Regions from separate parts of the Homo sapiens genome. Here region 1 is linked to region 2. A link is a loop called in an ENCODE intact Hi-C map of the cell type or tissue named here. Cell type or tissue: CD4-positive, alpha-beta T cell. All regions are shown on one strand. Each heading gives the region's core, and the rest is flanking DNA. Links, peaks and the distances in the headings are about the cores only.

Region 1 (6,783 bases), core at 1-5,000, 360 kb after region 2:
CCCCCATCACTAATTGTTAAAAAAAGAATCAACTGTTCTTACTCTAGAGCTCTTTTTTCCTTTCTGCTGATTTGCTGGAAGCACTACAAGACTTCTGTTTGTTCGTTCGTTTGTTTGTTTGTTTGTTTTTAAAGATGGGGTCTTGTTATATTGCCTAGGCTGGAATGCAGTGGTTATTCACAGGCATGATTATAACACACTACTCTCTCTAACTCCTGGCCTCAAGCCATCCTCCCAAATAGATGGGACTACTGATGCACACTGCCATGCTGGCCTTACGAAATGTTTTAATAGGCATTTCACTAATAGGGATCTGGAGTACAAGGAAATACAGTGCATTTAAGACATAGGCTGGGCATGGTGGCTCATGCCTGTAATCCCAGCACATTGGGAAGATCACTTGAGGCAAGGAGTTTGAGACCAGACTGGCCAACACAGCGAGACCCCCATCTCTAAAAAAAAAAAAATTAATAAGACATGGATACAACCAGGGAGGGAGGTTATAATAATAGAGCATCCTGTTAATCAGAATCATGGGGGAGAACATACAGCCCAGCGTGCCTCTCACTTTCCAGAAAGGGTGAGAGGATCATTAGAGAGTTCATTAGAGAGTATTTATTCCTAATAAGTCAGATAAATGTCAGTTTCATTTTTAGAAGTTTCACACAATACCTGCTAATGGTGTGATGTCATTTTTCCCCCTGCTTCAGGTTAATTTTTTGGATATTTCAGAAACCCATAGCAATTCAGTGATTTTTCTTTTTGTAGTAGCTCAGTCAAAACAGGTAACAGCAGATTAATCATAGAAAATGTTGCTTCCACATTAACAAAACAATCACTGAAAAACAGCAGATGTTTAAATAGATTATTTTATAGCTTATTTTGGATATTTTTTCTTTTAATAAACTAATATGATCATTTGAATTAAAAGTACTGTACATATTTTAAATTCTTAACATGTGGGAGAGGCAAACTCTTCTGGCTAAGTCCTGTGGTTGTATTTCTTTGTCAGCTCCTTAATTGCTGTCATCATCCTCTCGTGTCAGGATTACTGCCACAGTATCTAATTCCTTCCCTCACCTTTCTCCTGCAGTCCATTCTGCACATATTGTTTGATCTATTGGCATCACACCATTTCCCCTGCCCAAGTGTCTGTAGTGGCTTTCAAATGCCTACAAAAAAAACTATTCAGCTGAGTTTTAGTATCCTCTATAGTTGACTACAACCTGCATTTCCAACTTGTTAGCTCGATACAATTCTGTGTACATAATGCTCCCTGAAGAGGCCATTGTTTTCTTTTACTGCATACCGACTTCTGCCTGTGTGCCTTGCCCAAATGCCTCATCCTGTTTTCTACTAAGCTAGGCCCTACACATTCAGGAACTAACTGGAATCCTCTTTCTTCCAGGCTTTCTTGGAGACTCCAGCAACTACTCCACCTGTTTTCCCCTCATCTTCTCCAAACTTCTTGTCTGTACCACTCAAATACTTAGATGTTTTCTAGATGTTCTCTGGCTCTTTAGACTGTAAGTTCCATGACAGCAGGGATCAGTCAACCTTTATAATCTTAATGGTGCCTAGGACTGTGCTGGACACATCGTAGGCACTTCAAAAAACATTTGTGTATAAATTGATAGACACGTACAATGTGTTGAAGCCACCTTATTTTTAAAGCTGTATTAAGCATTGATTCTACTAGAAATGGCTTGGAGATAAGGTAGGGTTTTATTCCATTTAAAAGGGTTTGCAAAATTTTTCCATGAATATAGTTGCCTCAAATATAATTCCAATCCAGGTTATAATCTCTGTTCTTTGATAATGAATTATATATAATGTAATTTGATAAGTATATAGAATATATACTATTTATAGTTGAACCCATGTCCCTCCACCAAAAAGTCATTGCAGGACTTCTGTTGGCTTCCATTTATACACACAAGACTTTAGTATGAAAGGGCTTGTCTAAGTGCTTTGCATATAGTAGATGTTCAGTAAATATGTGCTTAAACTTGCTTTTTTAAAAAAACAAATTTAACATCCCTGGCCGGGCATGGTGGCTCACACATCCCAGCACTTTGGGAAGCCAAGGCAGGCAGTTTGCCTGAGGTCAGGAGTTAGAGACCAGCCTGGCCAACATGGTGAAACCCTGTCTCTACTAAAAATACAAAAATTAGCTGGGCATGATGGTGGGCACCTGTAATACCAGCTACTTGGGAGAGTGAGGCAGGAGAACCACTTGAACCCTAGAGGTGGAGGTTGCCACTGCACTCCAGCCTGGGTGACAGAGTGAAACACCATCTAAAATAATAATAATAATAATAATAACAAATTTAACATTCTTGATTTACTTAATATATCATGATTTAGATCCTGGACTTCCATCGGAAGATGGAAATCATCCGAAAAAGAAAATTTTTTAGTTCAGTTTACACTGGCTAACACTTCGATTCTATTGGATATCAGGGGTTTTTGGTACTTTGTTAAGCTAAAAGAGGTTGATATTATCCCTCGTCAGGCTTTCTGTGGCTTCTCCGTGCCTCTTTGGTCACTCCAACCTCACTTGAGTGGCAACCCCACTTCTGCTCCAGTTGACTAATCCTCTCTGTAGGCCAACATACTATACCTAGGCACCTACCTCAATTGTGTTGTCATGAGGATAAAAAGGTGTACCTGAGACTAAGTGTTCTATAAATGCACTCTATTGTCATTCCATCCCTATTTGGAACATAATGAGTATCATCTAGAGTCAAGGACCTGCCTTATCAGCCCTTTTTTCCACTGACAGGTCTTGGGGTTCAGTGTTTGAGAGCCACCAGCCTAATCAATAGATGATAATTCAAGTTTTCTGTGCCATTACTCATAAGGGCCCTGATTCAAAAGCAAGTAAGCTAAGATTTATTGTCTATTATATTTCAAGCACTGTTTACTTATTATTTAATATTTTTAGTAAATCATAATACAAAACCACAGTAGACTCAGATAATTTAATTCCAAGGTTGTGGACCTATTAAACTGCTGTTCATGCTACCTGAAGCCAGACTTATCTTTAAAGTGGAATGTGGTAGCATACTGTGGCCACCAGAGGGCACAGGTGGACTACATAGGGAGACAGCGTCAACTGAAGAAACCTTTGGAGCTGCCACTTGTAATTTCTCTGATGTGGTACAGATTGAGAGGGAAGGCAACAAGGAAAGAAGGAAGAGACATAGGATGTTGGACTTGTTCAAACAATTTACCTAGAAGTAACTGCCTGGGACCACCTAATCCCCTCCATTACATACCATCTCTTCTCTAGAGACTTTTCCCAACCTATTAATAACCATAGGCCAGGCTGAGCATGGTGGCTCATGTCTGTAATCCCAGCACTTTGGGTGGCTGAGGCAGGAGGAATGCTTGAGCCCAGGAGTTTGAGAGCAGCCTGAGCAACATAGCAAGACCCCGTTCCTACAAAAATGAAATTAGTCAGATGTGGTGGCTCATGCCTGTAATCCCAGCTACTCGGAAGGCTGAGGCGGAAGAATTACTTGAGCCTAGGAGTTTGAGACTGCAGTGAGCCATGATTGCGCCACTGCACTCCAGCCTGGGTGAAAGAGCAAGACCCTGTCTCAAAAAAAGGCAAAAACCCAAAACCAAAAAACCATAGGCTATGTAACTGATCGTGGATAGACACTCAAGCTCTGGAAATGAGGCAGTATTAGGGAAATAATTACCCAACAAACATATCCATGTTTGCAGTAATAACTTATTTAACCTTATAAACCCACTGCAGGTCATAGGAGCTCTAAGGATGGAGCACATGGCCCTACTCTCAAGAAGCTTAGTAGAAGAGATAGACGGGACGTGGGGGAGTGAGTGGTAAATGTCATTTTTGAGAATATGCAAATAATATATTTTACTCTTTATGAGTGGTAAATGTCATTTTAGAGGATATGCAAAGATATACAGGAGTATAGAGGTGGACCCTAAAGGAGCCCCTGAATGAGAGAAGAGGAATTCAGTAGGAAATGTTGCTAAGGAAAAGGGACATTTGATAAGTATCTGGAAGGAAAAGTAGGGAGTTAGGGAGATGGGGCTGGGAGGCAACTCCTGGCAGAACAGCATATATAAAGGCCTGGGGTATTTTTTTTTAATGGCCCATTTGGGAGCACCTAAGGTTGGTGGGTGGTAAGCCAAGCAAAGGATGTGTGGTAGAACGAAAGGCTGGAGATGTAAGGGCAGAGTTTTTTAAGTCTTGTGGGTTAGACCATTTATTTTGAACTTATCCTAAAGGCACTAGAGACCCCTTCTACTTGCCCTAAGTAGCAATGGTCAACTTCTTTTTAATTAAAATAATTGATAACTAGTATGGAGGTTGGATTGTAGAAAAGCAGATAAACTAGTTAGGCTGTGGTATAGTACTGAAGAGAAATAATTAACACTGAGGGGTAGGAAAAACATGTTGGATTTGAGAGGCATTTACAAGGTAAGATGGATTTAGTGTGGGAGTTGTAAAGGGAGATTTCATGAAATTTCAGGTTTCTGCTTAAGTGGCTGGGTCGTGCCAGGATCAAAGTATGTTACCAGGAGAAAGGAAGACAAGTTTGAGGGTCATGTTACATGTGAGATGTCTCTGGGCATCCAGGCAGTTGTCTGTTAACAACCAGCCCTGGAGATTTATATACAGACAGATAGACTGTTTGGCGTTCTAGAATGGTTAGGCTAGAAATATTTTTTGGCTGCCACAGATAGCACGGTGATTGAGGACATACATGTGGATGAAGTTATGTAGAGTGGGCTTATAATGCAAGGTGTTCAACATATGGGAGTCCATGAGCCAACCTTTTTAGAGCTATACGTGTATACCTGCACATGTGGCTATTTCCCTGAGTCATACTTTCATCAGCCTCAACTGGATCTGAAAACAAAATACTTAAGCAGTGGTATTAAGTGAAGAGAGAAGAGGCCAAGGACACAAGCCCTGAAAGGACAGATGGGGAAGTGAGGCCCTCCAAGATGGCTGACAGAGATGCTCCAGAATGACTGAGTGTACCTCACAGGGCTCTGGATCCTAGGTGCTGCTCACAGGCAGGAGTGCACACTACGGTAAGACTGGAAGGACCCTTAGACTATTCAACTCCTTCACTCTGTGAGGTGGGAATGAGGTTGGGAGAATGCTCAGGGTTACTGCAAAAGGAGGACTAAAAACTGTCCTTAACCCTGTACCCTCATGAACTGAGCGAGGCATAAAGAGGAGGACATTCTGGGAGAGGCTTCATGGCATGTATAGGGTGAGAGTAGTGCTCTATTTCCTTACAAAATGGTGTGCTCCAATCAGGAATCTACTCCTAGTTCTCTCAGTCATCAGAAGGTGTTAGCCTCTATTTACTGATGGAAAAAAAATGTGGCTCAAAGGTCACTTGCCCAAATTCAGAGTTAAGATAGTAGTAAAACATGATCCAAAATTGGGCTTTCTGATCCCAGTACTGTATGGAATAGGAGTCACGCACGCCTATAATCCCAGCATTTTGGAAGGCCAAGGCGGGAGGAATGCTTGAGCCCAGGAGTTCAAGATCAACCTGGGCAACATGGTAAAACCCCGTCTCTACAAAAAATAGAAAAGACTAGCCGGAGTGTAGTGGCACACACCTATAACCCCAGCTGCTCAGGAGGCTGAAGCAGGAGGATTGCTTAAGCCCAGGTCAAGACTGCAGTGAGCCATGATTGCGCCACTGCACTTCTAGCCTCAGCGACAGGGCAAGACCCTGTCTCAAAACAAACAAACAAAAAACAGAAAGGGTCCTCAAGCAATCTAGTCCTCCTCCCCTCTTCACCAAAGGTTTAAGTGACTCATTCAAGACCATAAAGGAAAAAGAATTGGATTTCTTTATGTCCTTCTCCGAGGACAGATCCTTTTGTTATGACTGGGAAACATTAATGACTGAATTACTCTCCAAATGTAACAGATGATTTTTTTTTTCTTTAGATGGAGTTTCGCTCTGTCGTCCAGGCTGGAGTGCAATGGCCTGATCTTGGCTCACTGCAACCCCTGCCTCCTGGGTTCAAGCAATGCTCTGCCGCAAGCCTCCCGAGTAGCTGGGATTACAGGTGCCTGCCACCACGCCCGGCTAATTTTTGTATTTTTAGTAGAGACGGGGTTTCACCATCTTGGCCAGGCTGGTCTTGAACTCCTGACCTCGTGATCCACCTGCCTCAGCCTCCCAAAGTGCTGGGATTACAGGCGTGAGCCACCGTGCCCAGCCTAACACATGATATTTTATTTTATTTATGTATTTTTTTGAGACAGAGTCTCGCTCTGTCACCCAGCCTGGAGTGCAGTGGTGTGATCTCGGCTCACTGCAACCTCTGCCTCCCATGTTCAAGCAATTCTCATGCCCCAGCCTCCTGAGTAGCTGGGACTACAGGTGTGCACCACCAAACCCAGCTAATTTTTGCATTTTTAGTAGAGACGGGGTTTCACCACGTTGGCCAGGCTGGTCTTGAACTCCTGACTTCAGGTGATCCACCCGCCTGAGCCTCCCAAAATGCTGGGATTATAGGTGTGGGCCACTGAGCCTGGCCAACAGATGGTATTTTAAAACTCACTGGGGCCTAAATGTGTTTTAGTCAGAACCCTCCTTGCACTTAAATAATTTAAATACAGAGTAATGTATTATTAGAGTAACAATTTATTAGCAGACAAAACAAATGAAACCTCTAAATCTCAACACACATACAGGATCTTACATAATAAACAGCATAAAACATAAGCTTCTAGAAGAAAAGTATCTGCTATTAACCAACTCC
Region 2 (7,132 bases), core at 815-5,814:
TTCTGCAAAGTGGGAGGCAAGGTCTTCTGCTGAGAGTGAAGAAGAGGTGGTGAGGAGTTTGAAAGAATGATCATTCAGAGTGTTGAGAAGCAACTTGCCCACAAAATCCCCAATTGCCTGACAGCCTTGGCTCCCCAGTTGAGGTTGGTGGTCCTTAGTGTATGTGTGTCTCGTCCTGTCCTGCTGAGTGAATTCCTCCATCAGGGCTCACCTACCCAGCTGCAGGCTGGGGAGATGTATGTACATAGTGGGATTTATCCAGGCCTAGGGCTTTGCCAGATGGGTGGGGAAAAAAGGGCACAGGAGTCTAAAGTATTGGCAAAGAGATGCTAAAATTCTGGGTCCTGGGATCTACACTGGGTAGCGAGGGAAGCAAGGCAGATGGATGTTTGCAGGGAGAGAGTGGAATCCTTCACGGGCCAGGCCTTATGAGGGACCCCTGAGATCAGAGAGGGCTGGGAGCTGGAACTGGTGGTGACACCCAGGTTTCTGCTTGGGTGGCTGGATGGGTGATGAATGTACATGATGAGCATACAAACCATTGTAAGATCTAAGATTTTTTTCCACCAACACCTCCAGGAACCAGTTTTCATTTCCTCGAGGGCATCAAGGCCCCATTTGAGAATGCATGCCTTAGTAGAATGTAAACTCCCTGAAGGCAGACTTACCTTTGCCTTGTTGGTTGCATTATTTCCAACATTTTGCACAGTGCCTGCATACAGCAGGCACTTAATAAGTATTGGCAAGTGCAGGAATGGTTACAGACCTCTCCTGAAGAAGAAGGGAGGGCAGGGCAGGCAAGGTGCTCACTGAGTTTAGGCCTGGAGGCAGGAATGTGGAAGGCTTTGGAAGGCAGTGGGGAAGGAACTGGATTGTGCATCCTTGGCTGACCCTGGAAGAAATGCAGAACTGGAATTAAATTAAAGAACGAAAACAAAACCACACCAGGATTGTCTAATACCTTCTGTCTGGCAACAGGTTGTTTTTGTTTTGCTCCTAATAAAATTCATTGTCGGCACTTATGCTTTGTCCTCGGCTCCTGGGAGGCTGTCTCTTCTGTGGACAATTTCTTTATTTCCCTCATTTTCCAAATCATACCCTTCACTGAATTGCCTCAGGGCCCAAGCACAAAATTAGAACATTAAACTGATAAAATATAACATGGCAACTATTAAGACAGCAACAAACAAAACAGTGCATTAAAAAAAAAATTAGCCTCAGAGCATTTCTCTACCAGTAAGAGAAAATGCCTTTGTTAGTGGTAGAAGCCAGATGCTCCCAGACCACTGAACTGCGAGTGCCTCTTGGGGAAGCAGCATGCTTTAGTCACCTTGGATTCCCATGCAGGGCACGGCGAGGTCACTTAGGAAATGAATGAAGGAAGAATGAACAACAGAAGAGAAGGAAGCTCAACAGATGGGGCACTCTACCTGTCTCTCCCAGCAGGAATGGCTCTGACACAGAGGTGGGAGGTAGCAGCGATACAGGGGAAAGGTTACTGGGCCTCTCCCCTGTGTTACTGTCAGGAGTCAGGCCCTTTTCACCTGGCTCAGCTGTGTGACCTTGGGCCAGTCTCTTGCCCTCTCTGGTCCTCAGCATTACCTTCTGTTAAATGAAGCTGTTGAACAAAGACCCTTCCAGTAGTGGAACTCTTAAGAGAAGGGCCCATCTGGGAAGGGTGCCCTTCCCAGTAGCTCCCTTCATCCATTGTAACAACAGGTTTTCCCTGGGCCAAGTCATTTTGGCCAGTAGATTTCCCAAGACTTCCTTCCCTTTCGTGAAATGACACGAAATCTTTAATCTCACAGGAGCTTTTAAAGGTTTACAAGTTGTTACTGAAGTAACAAGTTAAACAATTCAGAGATATATTAAGACAAAGTCCATCATTTTTCCCTCCCTCTTAGCCATTCCCTGCCCACTTCTCCACACTAGAGCCTCTTCATTTCCCAATCAGAAAGAAGCCTGGTATTCAATCCCTTCACATCCTTTCTCTGCCCAGACAAACACAGACATCCTTCATAAGGTTTAGTCCTCCTTCTCCTTTTCCTTTTTCACTTCTCTTTACTTCTTTTCTTTTTTCTTTTTCTTTTCTTTTCTTTTTTTTGAAACGGAGTCTCGCTCTGTTGCCCAGGCTGGAGTGCAGTGGCATGATCTCTGTTCACTGCAACCTCTGCCTTCTGGGTTCAAATGATTCTCCTGCCTCAGCCTCCCGAGTAGCTGGGACTACAGGCATGTGCCACCATGCCCAGCTAATTTTTGTATTTTTAGTAGAGATGGGTTTCACCATGTTGGCCAGGCTGGTCTTGAACTCCTGGCCTCAGATGATCCACCCACCTCAGCCCCTCAAAGTGCTGGGATTACAGGCATGAGCCACTGCACCTGGCTTCTTTGCTTCTTTTCTTACAAAAGGGAATCATACTAAACACTCAACTCTGCAACTCTCTTTTTTCACCTAATAACAATACAGCAGAGCTATTTCTCTAGATGCTGGGATCTGCCACACTCTTTTGAGTAATAGTAACAGCTATCATTTGTTGAGTGTGTGCAGTGAGCTGGAGCTGTGCTTCCAGGCTCTAACACTAACCAATCAAAACCTCACAACATCCTATAAAGCATGTCAAATGGTTGTAGATGAGGAAACTGAGGCTCAAGACAGGCTCCAGCTGCCAGAGGGCTCATAACCAGTCCCTCAGTAGGGCCATCAACAGACAGAGATGGGAGATGATATGATACAGGTTATTCGCCTCTAGTTTTTTGGCTAATAGAGTAGTGTTGCTCTAAATATCCTAGTAAATACATCCTTGCAGACTGGAGCTTTAATTCTGTATGATGTAATTGCAAGTGGACCAGAGGGGATGCATGAGTTTTATTTTAATAGCTAAAGCCCAATTAACTGCCAAAAGGGTTGTAGCAATTCATAGCCTCATCAGCATAATTTCTTATTTTTGTGGTTTTATTTCTCAGAGCTAGAAGGGTCCTTGGAGAGCATCTAGCCCAGCTCACTCCTCTTGCTGATAAGGAAACAGGCCCAGTGACAGGAAGTGACTCGACAAGGACCCCAGCAGGTTAGAGGCAGAGGGAACTACCTGTCTACCTTTCCCTGGGCCATTGCCACATCCTCTTCCCTCTGCGCTGCCCCTGCCTTGTCCTTTCCTGTCCACTCTCCACGCTGCACTTGGCATCACATCACTTCCCTGCTCATTAAACCTCCCCTAGCTTAACCGCTGACCACAGGCTCAAGTCACAGCTTCTTCTTAGGCATTCAAAGCCCATCCCAGTCTGTTCTCTGGTGTGTCTCCTATCATCCAAACCAGCAGCTAAATCTTGAGTACTCTCTGTCCTCAGAACATCTCACTCCCTTCACACCATTTGGACAGAACTGCCTTTTTGCTCTTTGAAGTTTGACTGTTTCCTATTTATGTTTCAAAGCCAAGTGCAAAGGCCGCCTCTGCAATGGTGCCTTCCCTGACTGCCCAGCCTTCCAACCCTGGGCAGTCAGTCATCTGTGTTCTGCAACAAGGTGGCCCTGCCTCCACCCCTGGCTGCTTCCTCCCGGAGGTCATGTGTTGCAGAAGAACCAGCCAGGAGAGGGCAGTGCACAACCAAAGAAAGTTCTCTCAAAAGGTCAAGGTCACCAGAGTGCCTGGGGCCTGCCCAGTGTGGCCACCTGTGGATATCAGGTTCCACCCCAGTGGCAGGACCTTTGGCTAGCTCCACCCCTCCGTGGGCCTCAGTTTGCATCTCTGTGCAAAGGCAGGGTTGGACTAGCTCAGTGTTTCTGAAAGTGTGGTGATGCACAAAGTGACTTCAAGAGATAAAAAGATGGACATTTTAAAATGGAAATCATTATGTATTTATTTTAATGTGTATTAGACAAAAAATAACTAGCACATCAAACCTGTTATTTCGCAGATATTATTGCTTAGAATGGGGCTAAAGTAGGCATTCAAGTAAAAAACAGTGAGTCAATGTAAAAGAAAGTACCAATTAAATAATATACAGGTGGTAAGACAGCAGTGAATGGCTGCAATCGGGAAAACATTAGTCTGCTTTGATGTTCTAGAATGCTGTGATTTGCAGACTCCTGCCTTTGGTAGGGGTGGAGACAGGGAGAAGGAGCTGCTCCAGGGCTGGAAGGCTGGGCCTTGGGCAGAGGGTCAGGAACTCAGCAGATGGGCCCTGTGCCCCTGCCCCCCAGACCCTCCTCCACCTGTGGAGGGTACGAGGGCTGGCTCCCCCTCCCACCTTCTTTCTCAGCTTCTCTGCGGTTACTAAGGAGTGGGAGGCTGAAAGGGGCCTCATTCTGGAAGCTCATCTGCTCCCTCATTCTCACCCAGCACCCTGCTTGGCATAAACTATTCAGGGTGATGATGATTAACAAGGATGCAGGAAGGCACTGGGGGTGGGGAGAGAAAATAGGCGATGTGGACAGAGTTTGCTCACATATCTGAATGTCCAACCTGCCACGATTGTCTAATGATTCCTAAGCTTAGCTGTGCAGTGGAATCACCCGGCTAGTCAATGGAAATACAATTCCAAGGCCTCACATCAAGCAACTCCCATTTTGGGACCCCCACATCTGGGCTTTTAAAATCTCTCTAGTGGATTCTGAGGCTTCAAGGTTTCGAAGTGCACACCTCCCTCAGTGTACCTGTCGAGATTCAGAGAGGTTGTGTCACTTACTCAAAGTCACCCAGCAAGTCAAGAGCAGTTGTCCTGACTCCCAGCTCAGTTCTTCCCACTGAGTGTCCCTTGTTGAGCCTAGTCCATGGTTAGCAAAGACAACTCCGCTGAAAAAGTGGTGGGGTTTCTTTGAGCCTCCCTCTGGGCTTGTCAAGGACTTTCTACAGAAGAAAACAGGCTGTATGAGCTACCATCTGCTGAGAAGGCCAGACGGGTGGCGAGGGATGGTGGTGGGAGAAGGTGGAGGGAGATGCCAATGGAGGGGGTGGCTGGGAGACGCGGCCTCCTCTCACAGTTGCCAGCCTGAACAGTCAGCCTGCTGAGGGCAGGAGCTAGTCCGCATGCATGCCATTAGCCATTGGATTTTCACATGGGATCCTTAAGGAAGAGAATTAGGGCCAATGAATGGGAAGTTAATTCCAGATGAAACTCTCAAACAGTAATCAGTGACCTGGAAGACAATTGACCTTAGGGCAACTGTCCAGCTCCCTGATTTTTAATAACTAAGATATTTGGCATGTGAAAAATGCAGGGACACACACATACAGTTCCATGTTCCCATGATCTAGATTTCTTTCTTTCTTTTTGAGACAGAGTCTTGCTCTGTTGCCCAGGCTGGAGTATAGTGGCACGATCTTGGCTTATTGCAACCTCTGCCTCCCAGGTTCAAGCAATTCTCCTGCCTCAGCCTCCCAAGTAGCTGGGATTACAAGCATGCGCCACCAAGTCCAGCTAATTTTGTATTTTTAGTAGAGATGGGGTTTCACCATGTCATCCAGGCCAGTCTCGAACTCCTGACCTCAGGTAATCCAAATGCCTCAGGCTCCTAAAGTGCTGCGAAAGGTGTGAGCCACCATGCCCTGCGTAGATTTCTTTTACTTTTTTTTTTTTTTTTTAGAGACAAGTGTCTTGCTCTGTCACCCAGGTTGAACTGAGATGGTGATCATAGCTCACCGCAGCTTGAAATTCCTGGGCTCAAGCGATCCTCCTGTTTCTTCCTCCAGAATAACTGGGACTACAGGCACACACCACCATGCCCAGATAATTTTTAGAAACTTTTTGTAGAGACAGGATCTTGCATTGTTGCCCAGGCTGGTCTCGATCTTCTGGCTTCCAGTGATCCTCCTTCTGCCTTGGCTTCCTAAAGTGCTGGGATAAGAGGTGTGAGCCACAGCAGCCGGCCTAGATTGTGAAAAAAGACATTTCAAATACATAAGAGCATCTCAGTTCATTTCCCTTCCCTTTGCCCAGAGATAGTCACCAGCCCATTCCCGGAAGTTGGCATGAGTTGTTCCTGCACATGTTTATGTATACATGCTATACATGTATTCATTCATAAAACATAGAAAGTGTTGCTTTGTAGCTTTAAACTCTTTGTAAATGACATAATATTGTGCATAGCCTTCTGCAACTTGCTTGTTTTCATTCAACATTGTGTTTGAAATTTATCCACATTTGATGTGCAGAGCACCAGTATACACATATCCACTATTCAATCAATTTCATTGTAGGGGCATGTACTACAGTTTATCAATCCATTCTCCTGTTGATGGGCATTTGAATGATGTCCAATTTTCCATAATAAAAACCGCACTGCCGTGACCATCCTCATGCGTGTCTTGCATGTGCCTGGGGAAGAATGGCCGGGTGTGTGAGTATCTTGGGGCTCCCTGCCATTGCCTGACTGTATCTGAAAGGGTCAGTTTCTGTGGCTCCACATCCAGACTTGACCTGGCAATAGTCAGACTTTGGGATGTTTATCACTCTGATGGGGGCCAAATGTCTCTCGTTCTTGTTTTTAAGTTCTATTTCTCTGAAGAGTGGAGTTAAACCGTTTTCATAATTGTGCTAGTGGTTTGGATTTCCTCTTCTGTGGATCGCCTCTTGTACCCCCTGTCCGTGTTTCCATGGTGCTGTTCGTGTCTTTCTTATTGATTTGCAGGAGCTCTAATCTTGTGGTCTGCTGCGACTGTCTTTTGTTAGTCTGTGAATTATTTTTTCACTTTATGTATGCAGTCTTGCGATGCACAAAGGCTTTAGGTTTGAATATAATGAACTGCGTCAATGTCTTCCTCTATTGTTTGGGGTTCTACAATCCGCAGCAAGCTGAGGCCATTTCTTGGTGTGGCACCCTCCTCAGGAGGCCTTGACCTCAGGTGGAATGTTAGCACGGGCTTTAGAGCAGGGCCCACTTGGGTTGAAATTCAGGCTGAGTGATTTATAGGCTGGTGAACTTGGGGATAAGTCATTTTACCTTTGGGTTTCAGCTTCTTTACTTGTAAAATAGGGAAGAGAACTGTCTTGAGCTCTCAGGGGTGTTATGAGGCTGGAGGAAGCAGGTCAAGGCACAGTGGGAAGTCTTGAAATCCCCCAGGGAGAGGGAGGACTCACTGAGAAAAGCCTCAGAAGACGCTGCTCCCTGAGAGCCATCCAGTGTGAATGTCCTAAT

What was found. A loop is a pair of places that touch in the nucleus more often than their neighbours do. Peaks named below come from ENCODE experiments on the same cell type or tissue, not always from the same donor. Only the 100,000 strongest peaks of a DNase experiment are listed, where the experiment ranks them.
Region 1: a loop joins it to region 2, with 2.4 times the contacts of the local background. A loop is called at or near these places in 12 of 110 quality-filtered maps.

The regions. Positions count from the first base shown.
Region 1 is chr5:149,987,265-149,994,047 of GRCh38, reverse strand. It overlaps TIGD6 (tigger transposable element derived 6), which reads left to right. Exons shown (of 2, transcript NM_030953.4): 2 at 1-930. It overlaps SLC26A2 (solute carrier family 26 member 2), which reads right to left. Exons shown (of 3, transcript NM_000112.4): 3 at 6,648-6,783. Among named protein-coding and RNA genes, the nearest start is that of TIGD6, 10 kb to the left of the region's middle. RefSeq lists an enhancer at 3,158-3,217. In CD4-positive, alpha-beta T cell, for the core only: CTCF peaks have their summits at 2,884 and 3,083 (motif pointing right); a DNase peak (open chromatin) is centred at 3,077.
Region 2 is chr5:150,347,159-150,354,290 of GRCh38, reverse strand. LOC105378226 (a long non-coding RNA gene) reads left to right here. Exons shown (of 4, transcript XR_944407.3): 4 at 11-1,018. Among named protein-coding and RNA genes, the nearest start is that of TCOF1, 7.0 kb to the left of the region's middle. RefSeq lists an enhancer at 3,684-3,813. In CD4-positive, alpha-beta T cell, for the core only: CTCF peaks have their summits at 3,418 and 3,627 (motif pointing right); a DNase peak (open chromatin) is centred at 3,570; H3K27ac peaks cover 914 bases.